Linked DNA regions of Homo sapiens: region 2 is linked to region 1. A link is an interaction called in ENCODE POLR2A ChIA-PET data of the cell type or tissue named here. Cell type or tissue: GM12878. All regions are shown on one strand.

Region 1 (2,500 bases):
GGCTCAAGCCAATCCTGTACTTGATAACTAAGCCGTATAGTCCATGGCTTGGCTTCAGTTCTGTTTTGAATCTCTTTTTGGACTTGTCTTGAATGGACTGTTTAGGGCTGCTTCAGTAGTGCAGTTGTTGCATTTTTAAGCATAGTTTAGGTTTTAAAATGTTTCTGGTCCCTTTTTTTTTTTCTTTTCCACTTTATGTTGCTTAAAGCTTTATGGCCAGGTTTTCTCATCCTCAGCATTATTGACATTTGAAGCTGGATACTTCTTTGTGGTGGGGGCTGTCCTGTGCCTTGTAGGCTGGTTAGCAGCATCCCTCGCCTCTTCTCACTTAGATGCCAATAGCATTTCCCCAACCGTGATAACCAAAAGTGTTTTCAGACACTGCCAAATGTCTCCTAGAGAGCAAAATTGCTCTCTGTTGAGAACTACTGTGTTACGGTGTTTGGACAAAAACTGACAAGCCAATGGGAATATTCTATTGGTAGTTGTAAAAAATTAATCCAGTTATAGCAGCTGTATTTCTGGAATTTTTTTCCATATTAACACTTGCTTTCTGAGGTGATAATATCTTTGTTTTTTTTCTCCCAAATAGATTTCTTGCATTACACTGAAAAATTGCTGATTAATTCACTTAAATTGAAGACTAAGCCAATCATGTCATTTGGGTAATAGTTTACCAACTCTGCCCCTTTCTCTGTCAGGGAAGCCTCTAATTTAGTAAGCGATACTGTATCCTTTTGTCAGGTACATTACCATTCCTATTAGCAATAGGGCAATTGAGATTGAGAAAGATTAAAAGGTCACCAAGCTATTACATTGTAGAATTAGGTTATGAATTGTAGCCTATCTGGTTTAGAATCTTTACCTTACTAGTCTCCATAACAACAATTCTTCCAGTGTGGTCCATGGGGCCCTGGGAGTCTCCCCTTAAAGGGCAGACTATTTTCACAGTAACACGTACTTTATTTGCCATTTCATTATGTCAGCATTTGCAATAATGGTACAAAAGCAAAGATGAGTAAAACTGTTGGCATCTTAGTATACAGTAGTTACTGTATTCACTGTCATGCACTTAAAATCTTTGAAGAAGCAAAAAAATTATTAATTACATTAAATTTCAACCCTTAAATACATGTGGTCTTTCTCATGTCAGTGTGACAAAATGAGAAGGTGCATAATCCACTTATATCGCATATAGCATTTGATAGTTGTCTCAAAGAAAAGTGTATAAGATTAAACTGTGAGTTAACCTACTTTTTTTCATGGAGTACCATGAGAGATAAACTCTGGTTTTCAGCCTTGGGTATTTGGCGATGTTTTCCCAAAAATGACTGAAGTAAACTTAGCACTTTAAGGAAAACAACTTAAAGTATTTGTTGCCAATTGATAAAATATAGGTTTCAAGCAAAAATCAGAATTTTTGAAGACTTGTATCTGCCACTGTGAGCTTGACAAATGTGACTCTTTTATATTACATAATGAACTATGTCAACATTTGAAAGATCTGCATAACTCAGTGAACCAGTATTTTCCAGATGACTAATGCATGATAATACAAAATCATGCATGGGTAAAAGATACATTCAAAGTGCAAGATAGACTGACATATTTCAATGTAACAATCAAAAGTTCATTGATAACAGTTTTGGATTCCACATTGCAATACTAAAACCTTTAAAAAACGAAATTGTCCAATTTTGGTGTAGTAATCAGAAAAGGCAATCTATAATTACCTGAACTTAAGTTTCTGGAGGACCATTAACCTTCTACAGGCTCATGGGGAAGACTGTAGCACTTCTCTTTCCCTAAGATCCTCCAGAAAGGAAGAAGGTAATCCTTGGGGGTAGGGTAGAGACCTATTGTGTGATGATCACCAAGTATGTAACAATGCTTTATATAACTCTAATATATATAATCCACACAAACCCCCTAAAATGGCACTAATAAGGGAATGGACTCAAAGAAGTTAAGTCAGCTAGCCACTGTCACAGCTATTAGAGCACTGGAACTAGGATTTGAACCCAGATTTGTCTGTATGTAAAGCTGATTCTCTTCGTAATAGTACTGAGACACAAGAGGCGGCTACAAAATATTCTGGTACTCCATCCTAGACCAGAGTTTCAAGGTTCGTTATCATTTGTAGCATGATACTGGATCCTCACAGTGCTTGCCTTTCATTCAGGTGCCAGGAAACGTCTGCCTGAATGAATGGGTGTAATTTACCTGCACATTTTACATGCTTCTCTAGGTGTGTGATTAACTCATAATCCATCCATGACTTTCACCCATAATCCTCCTTGTAGCAATTGCTTTGCTTGCAACAAAACTAAGTAGACATATCTAGCTTTATGCATGGTTTTCTCTCTCTGAACTCTAACATAAACTCAGCCTCAGGAATTATTCGGTTTCTACTACATTTGCCATTCTGATTGGGAACCACCAGCATTCAGGTATTCACCTGGAACAAGGCATTTTGTTCCAAGGGTTCCTCACTTAAAAG
Region 2 (2,500 bases), 200 kb after region 1:
AACTGTTAATATGCAAGGCTCAGCTCAAATGGCCCATTCCTTTCTGTACTTTCCTTTCACCTTTCTCCAATCCTCTATACCCAGTGAAGGCAGAAGTGTTGGCCTGCTCCTGCATTTATTACACAGTGTTGTCATCCCTACCAAGGCCTGAGAAGAGGAAGTATGGTATTTTATTTGGTAGCACCAGTGCTAAGCACACTGCTTGGCACAGGAGGTGCACAATGAGCTTTCACTAAGGCAATAAAAGATGAGGAGAGTTTCTGAGTAGGCCTAAAACAATTATTCCCAACCCAGCTACTTACTCATTAAACTTCAAATGATTTTTGGGGAATGTATCTCAACTATCCCAACCTCCCTTATCAAAGTCTTCAGCTATGTTCCATTTCTTAGACTTAATTAATGAGTAATAATTACTCTGATTTGCAGGCCCCAGTGCCCAAAGGCATTTGGAAAAAAGGTATATTAATTCTGGATTAGCAACTCTGAATATAAATAAGCTTGAGGTTACCCAGCATAATTCATTTCCCTTTTAATGATCCATGTTATTTTAGAACTTAAAAGACACATTGATCTAAGTCTTAGGAAACTTTTTTTTGGGTGGGAAGAGTTACACCTTTCATTATTAATGACCATTATCTTTCGGCACACTGAAGTAATAAATTGATCCATCACTTGATTATTACTGCTCACAACTTGGTACAGCTATGTTCATTACTCCAGAATGAATTATTAATGGCTTGAGATCTCTATGTATCCCGGACAGAAAGGCCTAGACGTCAGCCTCTGCAGGCACCAGCCATCCATTATAGCTCGATGAATTTACAGATGCATGGGAAACAGGCTGGCAGAGCACTGCGGAGCCGGTCCAGCAGAGGCCACGGGACTCGTTCATTAGCAAGGTCTATAAAACACAGAGAACCTGCTCTTTTGTCAAATTGAGCTGTCTGAGTTCCTCCTCACATGGCTCAGAATGTCATGTTGAGTCTTGACTTAAAATCTACACAGAGAAGCTTCTTGTACACTTCATGTTGCAGTGAAGGAGTCTTTGACACATGCTTTTCAGATCCCTACATCCACGTGGACTACTCTGCTGTGGCGTCTTTTGAAAGAACTGCCAATTCTACAGGCTTCCTTTGGCTGCTGCAGAGAAACAGTTTTGCATGTGATATTCACTTGGGAGAGATCCAGTTTCTTCTGTGATCATCAGAATGGCTGCATCCACTGAGAAGCAGTGGATCTCCCGAGGGGCATGACTTCAGGGCAGTTGTTGGGGGTAGGGAGGTATAGGTACCCCATGTTTCAGGCAGTTCCCGCATGAACTGGATTCAATGAGGAAAGAGCATGTTCCATGAAAATGGCCTTGGCAGAGGGGCCTCTTGCCACCTTTGCTTTAAGAGGAAATAGATGGAGACTCTGTTTTGGTCTGATGTCCTTTGAGAGGCAGAAGGAGGTAAATCACTTCCAGATAAAGATGGTGGTGGGGATGGTGGCAGAGGGAGCATTATGATGGGAATAGCAGTAGCCAACCCTTGTAGGGCTTGTAAGGCAGAGACCCCCAGGCTGTCATAGGGATCACATCTGTTTTCCTAGAGTTTAAATGAGAGCCAGAGCTCTATAAGTGCTAAGCAGTACTTTAAAACACCAGACTGGTCCTAAAGTATTCCAACAATACATAAGCTTATTGTAGGGTTTGGAGATAAGTTTCATCTTGAGGCCTAGAGTGTTATGTTGAAAAATGTCAAAGAGGAGTACTGGCTCCACTGGATACAATGTAGTGACAGATTCACAATGTACCATGGGTTGGATGGGTGGAGCAACAGCTCATCCCACTTATCCACCATCCCTTCCTTGTTTGCTTCACCTTCCAATATTAAACAGGAACTTAGGCTTACAGAGCATTTTAGACTTTTTAAAAAAGCTCTACAACAACTTTTTACATTTATCTGACCTATATAATAACTCTATAATAGTAGCGCTCAAACTTTCTGACAATGACCCAAGGTAGGAAGTATATTTTACCAAGCAATACACACATACATAAACAGACAGGCACACACCCCCACACTATATCAGAAACAAAAGTTTTCAGGAATAGTAAGTATGACACACTCTGATATTTCTATTCCCATCTTATCCTGTCGATTCTATTTTTATCCAATAAATTGTTTTCATGAGCCACTTATATGCCGTGAACTACTATTTGAGAAATACTGCTATAGAGGTATAAAGTGCAAATATTCTCTCCAATTTGCAAATTTGGACAATAAAGCTAAGGGAGATCATAGCACAGTAGTTGGAATAAGACAGACATTAACAGCTGGATGGCAGCAGGCAAGTCACCTGGCCTCTCTAAACCTGTTTCCTCACATATAAAATGGGAGCAATAATATGTAGCTTGTAGCTTGTAAACTTGAAAGGCTGATTAAGTATGATTCTGCAAGTAAATCCCTTAGCATGAAATAATGGCTTAATAAATGACATCTGCTCTTGTCATGGTGGC

Evidence for each region. ChIA-PET counts read pairs that join two places held together with the same protein. Peaks named below come from ENCODE experiments on the same cell type or tissue, not always from the same donor. Only the 100,000 strongest peaks of a DNase experiment are listed, where the experiment ranks them.
Region 2: POLR2A ChIA-PET joins it to region 1 with 6 read pairs; 3 of 35 experiments call an interaction of 5 or more read pairs at or near these places.

The regions. Positions count from the first base shown.
Region 1 is chr5:143,317,487-143,319,986 of GRCh38, reverse strand. All of the region lies in intron 2 of NR3C1 (nuclear receptor subfamily 3 group C member 1), which reads left to right. It also overlaps the pseudogene RPL7P21. Among named protein-coding and RNA genes, the nearest start is that of NR3C1, 85 kb to the left of the region's middle. In GM12878, no CTCF peak of the experiment used is centred here; no DNase peak of the experiment used is centred here.
Region 2 is chr5:143,115,642-143,118,141 of GRCh38, reverse strand. The region is part of intron 17 of ARHGAP26 (Rho GTPase activating protein 26); the gene reads right to left. Among named protein-coding and RNA genes, the nearest start is that of ARHGAP26-IT1, 76 kb to the left of the region's middle. In GM12878, no CTCF peak of the experiment used is centred here; no DNase peak of the experiment used is centred here; H3K27ac peaks cover 194 bases.